Regions from separate parts of the Homo sapiens genome. Here regions 1, 3 and 4 are each linked to region 2. The links are chromatin contacts, found by Hi-C or POLR2A ChIA-PET in ENCODE. All regions are on one chromosome and are shown on one strand. Each heading gives the region's core, a stretch centred on a gene start or an enhancer-like site at or near the end of the contact. The rest is flanking DNA. Distances are from core to core; before and after follow the strand shown.

Region 1 (2,700 bases), core at 71-2,570, 3.4 Mb before region 2:
GTAGGTTTGGCACTAGTCAAAAGATCTAGAAAATAACGTGAGCAGTGTGAGATTGTTTTTCCTGCTCGAAGAACAGATTTCCCAGGATTAGCAGGGAGAAGAAAGAGAGGAAGGAAGTGAGTTTGGATGTAAACATGTTATCGAGAGGAAAGGAAGCCCCAGGACCGCCAGCTTCAAATGGTCCGAGGTTTGCGGCTCTGAGAGAACGAGACCAGAGTTCAACCGCAAGCCTTGGCATGGCCAGAGTGTAGAAGAGTAGAAGTTACCACGTGTTGTGTTTAGGCCAGTGGCGGCTTAGGCGGTGCTCCTCCAAATTCCCCCAGCTGTAGAGCAGAAACCCCCACCCTCCTCTGCTCTTTGGAATGAGACAAAGCCCCAGTTTTCGTCATCTATAAAAGGAGAGTAATAAACCCTATTTAAGAGTAGCTGTAAGAATTAAATAAGATCACATAGATGAAAGCTCTTTTACACTGTCAAGCATTAAACAGACATAGGATTATTATTCTTTCAAAAATTATATACACACATAAAATTCAGCCTAGCAGAGAGGAGCATACATTTTTTTTTAGCTCCTTCCCAAACTGCTCACCTTGTTCAGCAGAGTGGGACACACACTGCGGTGGCCATGTTGGTTCTGATGAGCCCTTTCGATCCCATCCACCTCAGGCTTGTGGTGCTTTTCTTCTCTGCCAGTCCCACGTGTGCATATTATGATCTATACATGGTTGTATTTACACACTGATGTCTTGGTACTTACAACTGATAACTGATACCAAGATGATAGGAGGCGAAGTTTCTGTGGAGAGCAGGGCTAGATAAAGAAGTTTCGTGACCTTAAACTTTAAAGATTATGGTGATTACCACTACCTCTAATTAATAAATAGAAACAGTACTAAATCATAAAATATAACCAACTAAACTCTATTTTTCCCATTATAGCTTTATTGGTACTTCATCGAGACATCCAATTATTTTAAGAGTTTTTTTTTTTAAATTTTTCATGCTCTTTCTGGTACTAAAACCTGTGCTTACTATGCTGTCATCCTCAGACAGGAACCCAAAAAGGCCAAGTCGGGCTCGGCAGAAGCTTGAGTCTCGGTTTTTCCCCAAACCCTGGCTGTCAACACACAGATCTGTGTGAATGAGAAGCCCAGAACATTGGGTCGGGGTGGATCGAATGCAATGTTACCAGACAGAGCAGCAGCCGACGGCGCAAACTCATACCAACGTCACCCGAGCCTGCGTTAGCCCATAGCGACGCGGCAGCCTGGTTCCGGGGAGAACCTACCCGGGAGGCGGAGCTGGAAAGGGGTGAAGCCAGAGAGGGAGGGGGCGGGGCCAGGACTCAATTACACGCGAGAAGGGCGGGACCGGGTCCAGAGGCAGGAGCAAGGACAGACCCAAAAGGAGAAGCCAAAGGGTGGGCTCAAGCGCGCGGGGAGGACCAGAAAGGGGGCGAAACCAGAATGAGGGAGAATCTGGGGGTGGGCCGGGACTGGGCAGGGACTAGGAGAAGGTCCAGAAGGCGGAGGAAGCTGTGAGCCTTGGCCCATATCAGAAACCGGACAGGCCGGAGGGAGGAAAAAAGGGGCAGGGCCAGGGCCTGGAGGGAGGGTCATGGACGTAGGAAAGATTCAGGGGGCGGGACAGAGGCGTGACCAGGACTCAGAAGGCGTGCCCAAACATGGAAGGGCGGGAAGGGGCGTGGCTATGACATGAAGGCGGGGTTAGGCCTGGAGAGCGGCTCAGGACTAGGCTCTGAAGTCAGGGGGCGGGGAAGAGGCGTGCCCAAGCCGTGAAGCAGGGGCGGGGTTATAAAACGGGGGCGGGGCTAGGTCTGGAGGTCTGCTCAGGGGCTAGGCCAGGAAATCAGTGAGCGGGGAAGAAGGCGTGCCCAATTTGAAGGGCGGGTCAAGGGCGTGGTCAAAACATGGAAAGAGACTCGGGGCTACGCGTCTGGGCCGACCAGGGACGTGGCCAGGATTCAGGGGGCGGAGCAGGAGCGTGCCCACTTCGGAGGGCGGGGCGGGACAGGACAGGGGCGGGGCCAAAACACAGGAAGGGCGCAAGGCAAGGTCTGGGAGTAGATAGGGGCGTGGCCAGAAGTCGGCGGTCCGGGCTAGGTCTGGAGAGCGGCTCGGGGGCGTGACCAGGATTCAAGGGGCGGAGCGGAGGCGCGCTCAAACCCAGAAGGCGGGGCAGGGGCTGGTACAAGCCCAGGGAGCCGGGCGTGGGCGAGGGTGCAGCGGGGCCGACCCTAGCGGGCGGCGGACGGCGGACGGTCACAGGCGCTCCACGGCGGCGTGCAGAGGCTGCAGGCCTAGGAAGTGCAGGGCCAGGGCGAGCAAGCCGAGGAACAGCAGCAGCCTGAGCAGCAGGCGCAGGAGGGTCCGCGCCGTGGAGCCGCGGGGCCGCCGGGTCGTGGACTGCACGTATAGCTCCACGGCGTCGGCGAACCTAAACTTATCCGGCGCGTAGCCGAGCTGGGCGCGGGCCTTGGCTATCTGGAAGGTGTGCGTCACGGCCACGCTGCGCACCTGCGGGGACAGGCGGGGCATCCGAGGGCGGGCCTCGTGGGAGGAGGACATCCTCTACTTCGTTGTTTACGGAAAGGGAAAAGAGAGGGCAGGGATTTCCCCTCCATTACATAGTGATTTAAAAGGACCCGAGTGCAGCGTCTTGCTCCTGCGATGCCCTCAT
Region 2 (2,700 bases), core at 63-2,562:
TAGCCAATATAATATTTATGATTGGATTTATGAATCTGATTAATGAAGTACCCTGTGTGGTCCTTAGATGTCTATAAGGTACCCTACCTGTAATCCCACCACTTTGGGAGACCTGGGCAGGAGGTTCACTGGAGTCCATGAGTTTGAGGTTGCATTGAGCTGAGTGTACCCCTGCACTCTAGCCTGGGCAACAGAGCAGGACCCTGTCTAGGAAAAATTTTAAAAAAGAACAAAAATAAAAGGTTTAAGTTTTATTTAGCAAATATCCAGGTACCATGCTAGAGGGAAGAGGAAATGCAACGAATGAGCAGGGGCATTGACGTGTGAGAGAGGACGAAGCTGGAAGAACCGGCAGGGACAGAACTGGCTAAATGGTGCCTGTGTGGGCACCTCGTACCCCAGGGCCTTGCTAGCGTCTGGTACATGGGTGCTCAGTAAACAACTGTTGGGTGACTTTTGTCTGAACTTAACTTTTTAATTAAAAAAAAATTTTTAGCCGGGTGTGGTGGCTCACGCCTGTAATCCCAACACTTTGGGAGGCCGAGGTGGGCAGATCACTTGATGTCAGGGGTTTGAGACGAGCCTGGCCAACATGGTGAAACCCCGTCTCTACTAAAAATACAAAAATTAGCCGGGTGTGATGGCGGGCGCCTGTAATCCCAGGTACTCTGGAGGCTGGGGCAGGAGAACCGCTTGAACCCGGGAGGCGGAGGCTGCAGTGCGCCAAGATCGCGCCACTGGACTCCAGCCTGGGCGACAGAGCGAGACTCCTTATCAAAAGTAAACTAAAATAAAAATTAAGGCCCGCGCGGTGGCTCCCGCCTGTAATCCCAGCACTTTCGGAGGCCGAGGCGGGCGGATCGCAAGGTCAGGAGATCAAGAACATCTTCGCCAACTTGGGGAAACCTCGTCTCTACTAAAAATACAAAAATTAGCCGGGCGTGGTGGCGCATCTCTGTAGTTCCAGCTACTCAGGAGGCTGAGGCAGGAGAATCACTTGAACCCGGGAGGCGCAGGTTGCAGTGAGCCGAGATCACGCCACTGCACTCCAGTCTGGGCTACAAGAGCGAAACTGTCTCAAAAAAAAAAAAAAAATGTAGACGAACCTCCAACGAACGGCTCACCTTGCCTCTCCCAGGCCCCACCGGGGGAGGTCGATTCCATCGACTCTCAACTGCCAACCCCTGAGGAGGCTCCGCCTTTCCCTCACCCTCGTCCTTCTCCTAGGCGGTCCTTGTTTTTGCCGGGCCTTTGAAAGTCTCGCGATAGCTCTCCCGCTTCCCATAACTCCGTGCGCTCTCCCCTCCCGTCCTCTTTCCGCCATCTTTCCGCGCCGGTGAGTAGCACTCTCTGAGAGCTCCAATTTCATCCGTCTGCCATCGGCGCCATCCTGCAATCTAAGGTTCGGTCTCGGTGTCCTGCGAGGAGGCTGGTCCCCACCTTGGCCGAGGATCCTGGCCTTGCCGGTTCCTGGACAGGCATAGAGGAGAGCCATGGCTGGGCGCCCCAGACTGTGCACTCAGGGGATCCCGGTCCGTGGGGTGCAGGCCGCAGCGCGGGCGGGAGCCGGAGCCTTCGACTGCCCAGCTAGGCGGTAGCTCCGGTTCGGGCCGCAGCGTCTGGATCTCCCTTTAGTGCTGAGGCAGCGCCTTGGCCCCGGGCGGCGGGCAACATCGGGGCTGGTGGGCCGTGCAGCTTCTCACTGCTGCGGCCGCGCTGGGAGCTTGGGAGGCTGAGGCCACCCAGCAGGTAAAAGCTGCATCGTGCCGGGGTTGGCAGTTTGCTGGGTGCCAACTTGGATCTTCTGGGCCGCAGAGTTTTTCTTTAGACACTTTTGAACTTAAGGAATTTAAGTTCTACTCTTTACTATTGGCACTTTGGTCTTTCAAAACTTCAGTGTAGTGTGCGGTTCTTGCCCATTAGAAGAGAGTCCAGTCTGACAAGCATGTAAAATGTTTCTGTTTGCCACTGTGGCTCTTGCTGTTGGACGCAATTTTAAATGGCACGAAGATGGATGTTTAATAGTTAGATGTGTTCATTGTAGGTGAGAGTGAACTGATTTAAAGTACAATGTTAATAGTATGGAATCTGCTGATTTTCAGCAATTTGGAAAATGTTGCCGATGATACTCTGCTTCTGTTCTGAATCACTGATCGACTATACCCGATGTTTTCCTTCCGGTAGCTGGCAGTTTCTGCCAGTTCTCACGTTGTCTTGTGTCAAGTGGATTTTGTCCCACATTTTATTATCTCCAGACGTTGGTGTGTGGCACGATTCGAAGAAGAGTGGTTAGTGAATGAATGAGTTTCAAAATGTGCAGGCTGACGTCCCGATAACCTGTTTTCAACAACCGTAGTAAATAGGAATTTTCCTGGGTGGTGGGAAATGGAGAAGCAGCCTGCTTAGACTTGAGAAAACTTCGCCAAGGTGGGGCCAGAAAGGAAAGGATACTTCCGCAGTGTAATGGTTGGTGTCTGTTGATGTTGGCAATGCCAGTAAAACCTCCTGTTTTGTCTTCCTTGAACAGCCACAATGGTGCGCATGAATGTCCTGGCAGATGCTCTCAAGAGTATCAACAATGCCGAAAAGAGAGGCAAACGCCAGGTGCTTATTAGGCCGTGCTCCAAAGTCATCGTCCGGTTTCTCACTGTGATGATGAAGCATGGTAAGTCTGCTGCCGCTGTGTTTTATGTTTTCATG
Region 3 (2,700 bases), core at 201-2,700, 4.9 Mb before region 2:
ATAGGTTTCTGGACTACAGGTTTCCATCAAGAAAGCTCCCATTTGAGAGAAAAAAACATAAAGTGGGGTGCTGTCCACAATGGAGTGAGTCCAGGATATCAAAAAAGCAATGATGGATTAGGAAACTATGGCTGAGTATGGTGGCTCATGCCTGTAATCTCAGCACTTTGAGAGGCTGAGGCAGACGGATCCCTTGAGGACAGGAGCTCAAGACCAGCCTAGGCAACATAGTGAGACCCCTTCTCAACAAAAAAAAAATTTTTTAATTAGCCGGGCATGGTGGCGCGTGTCTGTAGTCCCAGCTCCTCAGAAGGCTGAGGCTAGAGGATCGCTTGAGCCTGGAAGGCCGAGGCTGCAATGAGCTGTGATTGTGCCACTGCACTCCAGCCTGGGCAACAGAGTGAGAACCTGTCTCAAAAAATAAAAACACAAAGGAAACTAGGGACTCAAGGAATAAACTCATAATTTGAATGTCTATAGCTTGGTGGCATCAGACAGACGCGGATTCAAATCCCACTTCCACGCGTGGGCTTTACGGCCTTAAAACGAGGATAATGACTATGAGTATCAGAGTTGTGAGAAAGCAAAGAAAACCAAAATAACGATAGTAACGTTAATTGACCACTTGCCCTGTTTCCAAGATTTTACAAACATATCATGTACTGATCATAAAGAACCAAATCGGCAGGGTGCGGTGGCTCACGCCTGTAATGCCAGCACTTTGGGAGGCCGAGGCGGGTCGATCACCTGAGGTCAAGAGTTAGGGACCTGCCTGGCCAACACGGTGAAACCCCGTCTCTACCAAAAAATACAAAAATTAGCCGGGCGTGGTGGCGGGCGCCTGTAATCCCAGCTACTCGAGACGCTGAGGCAGGAGAATCGCTTGAACCCGGGAGGCGGAGGTTGCAGTGAGCAGAGATCGCGCCGCGGCCCTCAGGACTGGGCGACAGAGTCTCCGCCCCCCAACCCCCTTCCTCAAAAAAAAAGAACCGAATCGTTTTTAGCGCAAGTTAACAGATACAAAAGGCAGTGTAAAAGGGCCCGAAGTCCGAGCTGTAATTCGTATGAACAGGATGGGACTTGTCCTATCCTCCCGAAGGCACTTTACCCCTATGAGAAAATCAGGAATAAATACAAAAGGCCTCAACTGGCCAAGCGCGGAGTAAACAGCAAAGCCAGACGGTACACGGGGCATCGCTAGATAATCCGGGACTAATGGCCAAAGGGACAGGGGTTGGTGGGGTAGGGGCAGGTTGGGAACGCCGACCAGGCCTCAAAGGGACGCAGGGTTGGAAAGAGGAGGATACATATCTGGACCCGCGCACCGTCTCGATGTACTCAGACTTGTTGTAGAGCAGCTCGCCCAACTCCATGGCCGCCGCCTCCTTCCCTCAGCCCCGGATCCTGTCAGAGTCAGTCGGTCAGTCTTTCAGAGATTCCGGCTACTTCCGGCCGCTCCTCCACTTCCGCTCCAGGTGGCCCACTGGGACTCATCGACAGCGCGGCTCTCCTTTAGGCGGCCTCGCTCCACTGCTCGGCCGTCTACGGCTGCGCGTGCGCAGGCCGAATGGTGGATTTAATTGGCCGGAGTTTAGGGCGCGCTTGGCCCGCGTGGGTCAGCTGATCGCGCACTGAGGGTGCGATCCCGGGCTCCCCATTCCTTCCTGGGGCGCCTCCCCGGCCCAGGGCCAACTGGGTCCCGGTGTCGGCAGGCCTGGGGTCGGCGACGGCTGCTCTTTTCGTTCTGTCGCCTGCCCGATGGACGAGCCTCCCGGGAAGCCCCTCAGCTGTGAGGAGAAGGAAAAGGTGCCGGGGGTGCGGGAAGGGCGGACGCAGGACTCTGACCCCGCTTTCCCAGGGTTTTAGGCCTGGCTTTGTGTCCTCGGCAGTCCGAGGGCAGCAGTATCATCTGACCACCCCCTCCTCTTAGGGCTGAGGGGGCACAGAAAATGAAAATGTGGAAATAGCGTGGTGCTCACGTGGTGGCGTTTAAAGAACAAATTTCATTACAGTAGCAGCGCATTAATACAATGTGTAACAGTTTGTAGATAAAGCTGTATCGACACCCTTGCTCCTCCCCCCTCCCACACCCTCAATCTTTACTTCTCCCCCCGGACGGCCTCAAGTAAATCTTTTAAGTCTGGTACTTCCAGGTCCTTTCGTGTGTTAATGTGGGTGGTGGAGGAGGGGCGTATCCCTAACCACCAAAAAGGAATCCTATGTATATTTTTTGGAGAAGGGAATGTTCATAAATGGTATGATCTGAATGGTTCTGCAGGTTCCGTTTAGCTTTCCTGTCAGGACATGTTTATCTACCTTGCTTTCTTTTTTAAGTTCTAGACAGTATGTTGTAGTTTGGAAGTGCCCTCGTTTTGTTTCTTTTTTCTTCCTTTTCTGTTTTTCTTCTTTTTTGAGACAGAGTCTCACTCTGCCACCCATGCTGGGGTGCAGTGGCGCGATCTCGGCTCACTGCAACCTCCGCTTCCTGGGATCAAGCGACTCTCCTGCCTCAGCCTCCCGAGTAGCTGGGATTACACGAACCCGCCACTGCACCTGGCCTTGGAAGTGCCCTTGCTTCTTTAGACTGTACTTTACTGATAGACTTTTAGGATGTTTCCAGCTTGTGCTGATGTTATTCTTATCCTGGCTTACCTTCTGGTGGAGGTGAGAAAGATCATTTATAAGTAAACAAGATAATCC
Region 4 (2,700 bases), core at 94-2,593, 4.8 Mb before region 2:
TCAATAGCAGCGTTTCCTAAACTTCACTTAGAAGAATTACCTAAGATATTTGCTAAAAATAAATTCCTGGCTACATCCCAGACCCACTGAATCAGAATCTCCTGGGAAAGGGCCCAGAAGCTGTAAAACAAGCGCCTTAGGTGATTTTTTAATTAGAGATGTTAGAGCAACATCAATGAGAAACTGGGGCCTAAACGTCAGACTTCGGCTTTAATCCCAGCTCTGCAACTTACTAGCTCTATAAACTTGAGTCTCTTTCCCCAGCTGAGTAATGGGCATCCAAGTATCCTTCAGAAGACTGCTGTAAGGATGGGGGGACCTGATGCAAGGAAAGCCACCAGGTGCCTAGTAGGGTGCAAGGGCCATCAGGAGGCGGGGTGGGGAAGACTGGCTGTCAGCGCCACAGGAATTACCTGTAATCGAGTGGATCTTCTGTTTCAGCTCGGAGCCTGTGCTGTCCAGGGGGAACTTCACGTCATGCTTGGTCTTATTCCAGATGATCTTCAAGTCCACCAGCTCCCTGCCCGCGCCGCCGCCCGCGTCTTCGCCGTTGCTGACCGAGGCCTGGGCTGCGGGGTCCCCAGGGGGCTGGGCCGGGGCCGGCTGCAGGCTGCCTCGTGCGGCGCCGGAGTCCTCGGCCGCCGCCCCCGCCGCGGCTTCAGCCTCCAGGCAGTTGACGGGCCGCGCGGGAGCCTCAGTAGCCACAGTCTCGGCCTCCGTGTCCATGCCAGGTTCCTCCATGCCTGCAAGGGGGTTAGGGGGTGGGCGCTCGCCGCGGGCTGGGCTTGGGAACGGACGCTGTCCGGGCGCCGCCGGACCTCCGTTCCCGAGCCGCGGTTCTCCCTCCCGGGCCGGGCCGCATCCCCCAGAGGAGCGACCGCAACCTCAGCCCCGGCCCGGCGCCCGCCACCCCCGCCGCACTCACCATCCGGGGCCCCGGCCGCCGCCATGATGATTGTGTACAACACCCACCGCTCCCGCAGAGGCCGCTGGGAAGAGGCGAGCTGGCTGAGATTGGCCCCCGCAGCAGCCCCTAATCTCTCACAGCCCGGCCGGAAACAGGTGGAGGTTTCTATGGAGACCCGCCTCCTCCGCTCCCAGGTCCGGCCCCTGCCACGCTTTCGCTTTCCCAAGCTGAAGGGGGCGGGTCCGGGAAATAGCCCTTTCTCTGGCCTCTGCCCCCTGGTGGCGAGTGCGGCCGCAGCCGTCCAGGGGGGCGTGGGATTTCGCGCTAGGGGGCCTGTGACTTTAAGGGGCAAGGCTGCGCTGGCTGTGGCGGAGGCCGATTGGCTGGAAGCAGTCCCCGGAAGTGACGCAGGGAGAAGCCCACGTGTGCTATTCCATCCCACATGGCGGCGCTCCTGAGGAGACTGCTGCAGCGCGAGAGGCCTTCGGCGGCCTCTGGCCGCCCCGTAGGACGGCGCGAGGCCAACCTGGGCACTGATGCCGGGGTTGCGGTGCGAGTGCGGTTCGCTCCCAGCCCCACAGGTAACCCTGGCGGACGTGACGCTACAGGCCGAGGCCCCCTGTCCCGTCTCCGCCCCACGAATGTTCCCGAATGAATCCTTTCCGGTGGTGTCAGAGTGGGCGGGCGGAGGAGGGTTAAGGCAGCGCGAGCCCATTTTACAGAGGCGGAAACTGAGGTGCAGGAGCGGAAATAATTCAAATTGCCAGGAGTTTCTTGTGTTTTTTGTGCCATCCCATCTCTTTCGATCTTTTTTTCATGCATTCCATACATGTGCATTGATGACAACCTGTGTAACAGGTGTTGTAGACGCTGGGATACAGTGATCATTGAGAAAGGTAGGGGCCTTGCTCTGTGGAAGTCTGCATTCTAGTGGCTGCCGCAGACACTTATAAAAAATAAGTGTAATTTTAGAGTCACATGTGCCATGCGGGAAGTGAAACAGGATAGGAGACTGGGGATTAAGAAGGACGCTCCAGAAGGCTTTACTGAGCAGGTAACATTTGAGCTGAGATCCAAATGACAAGAAGGAGCACGCTATGTGAAGCCTATAGAAGGAACCTTCTGGAGGCCAGGCGCGGTGGCTCACGCTTGTAATCCCAGCACTTTGGGAGGCAGAGGTGGGTGCATCACTTGAGGTCAAGTGGATCACTTGAGAGCCGTCTGACCAACATGGTGAAGCCCTGTCTCTACTAAAAATACAAAATTATCTGGGCATGGTGGCGCATGCCTGTAATCCCAGCTACTTGGGAGGCTGAGGCAGGAGAATCGCTTGAACGCAGGAGGTGGAGATTGCGGTGAGCCAAGATCGCGCCATTGCACTCCAGCCTGGGCAACAAGAGCGAAACTGTGTCTCAAAAACAAAAAAGAAGGAACCTTCTGGGTAGAGGAAATCGCAGGTACCAAGGCACTGTGCTAGTGCTGTTGGGAGCTTAGCAAGCTAGAGGGTGACAGAGGCCCATTGTATAGCCTGTTGGAGATCTCGTCAGGGCCTTTTGGTTCCCACCAGTAAGGCTACCTTCTACGTTCTCTACACGGAGTATGCCTCTCATCCCAAATCCCAGGATGAACATACAAAGATCTTTGTAGTAAAATCCCAGCTATACATGACAGGATCTTTCTGGCAGGCAGTATAGCCTAGAGCAGTGCCTTTCAAACCATCTGTTGTGGAAGTGCTGGTTTTAAATTTCCAATCAATTGTGTATCAATATTTGCACAAAATTAATATAATGACC

Evidence for each region. A loop is a pair of places that touch in the nucleus more often than their neighbours do. ChIA-PET counts read pairs that join two places held with the same protein, here RNA polymerase II (POLR2A). Pooled maps may share reads with other maps.
Region 1: a loop to region 2 is called in a pooled map, with 9 times the contacts of the local background. The contact joins the enhancer-like site here to the promoter of RPS15A in region 2. A Hi-C loop is called at or near these places in 4 of 50 pooled maps. POLR2A ChIA-PET finds 5 or more read pairs at or near these places in 2 of 52 experiments (CD4-positive, alpha-beta memory T cell and MCF 10A).
Region 3: a loop to region 2 is called in a pooled map, with 34 times the contacts of the local background. The contact joins the promoter of DCTN5 here to the promoter of RPS15A in region 2. A Hi-C loop is called at or near these places in 8 of 50 pooled maps. POLR2A ChIA-PET finds 5 or more read pairs at or near these places in 3 of 52 experiments (BJ, PC-9 and activated B cell).
Region 4: a loop to region 2 is called in a pooled map, with 24 times the contacts of the local background. The contact joins the promoter of EARS2 here to the promoter of RPS15A in region 2. A Hi-C loop is called at or near these places in 1 of 168 maps with a recorded cell type or tissue (CD4-positive, alpha-beta T cell) and 9 of 50 pooled maps. POLR2A ChIA-PET finds 5 or more read pairs at or near these places in 1 of 52 experiments (Caco-2).

Annotation. Positions count from the first base shown.
Region 1 is chr16:22,189,976-22,192,675 of GRCh38, reverse strand. SDR42E2 (short chain dehydrogenase/reductase family 42E, member 2) reads right to left here. Exons shown (of 13, transcript NM_001394319.2): 13 at 925-2,537. The coding sequence ends at 2,283. Among named protein-coding and RNA genes, the nearest start is that of TRL-TAG3-1, 4.5 kb to the left of the region's middle. RefSeq lists enhancers at 970-1,029, 1,530-1,609, 1,865-2,364 and silencers at 2,070-2,169, 2,310-2,359, 2,450-2,539. Within about 2 kb of position 1,320, at least 41 of the 41 ENCODE cell types and tissues checked have a DNase peak (open chromatin) inside an H3K27ac peak, as active enhancers do.
Region 2 is chr16:18,788,946-18,791,645 of GRCh38, reverse strand. RPS15A (ribosomal protein S15a) reads left to right here and starts at 1,312. Exons shown (of 5, transcript NM_001019.5): 1 at 1,312-1,402; 2 at 2,528-2,665. The coding sequence starts at 2,533. RefSeq lists enhancers at 1,075-1,704, 1,642-2,359.
Region 3 is chr16:23,640,216-23,642,915 of GRCh38, reverse strand. DCTN5 (dynactin subunit 5) reads right to left here and starts at 1,450. Exons shown (of 6, transcript NM_032486.4): 1 at 1,326-1,450. The coding sequence starts at 1,373. It overlaps PALB2 (partner and localizer of BRCA2), which reads left to right and starts at 1,606. Exons shown (of 13, transcript NM_024675.4): 1 at 1,606-1,806. The coding sequence starts at 1,759. RefSeq lists an enhancer at 388-1,177 and a silencer at 2,305-2,539.
Region 4 is chr16:23,555,993-23,558,692 of GRCh38, reverse strand. EARS2 (glutamyl-tRNA synthetase 2, mitochondrial) reads left to right here and starts at 1,343. Exons shown (of 9, transcript NM_001083614.2): 1 at 1,343-1,488. The coding sequence starts at 1,350. UBFD1 (ubiquitin family domain containing 1) reads right to left here and starts at 966. Exons shown (of 7, transcript NM_019116.3): 1 at 926-966; 2 at 414-743. The coding sequence starts at 950. RefSeq lists silencers at 544-723, 824-913 and enhancers at 81-724, 984-1,183, 725-1,369, 1,374-1,653, 2,014-2,658.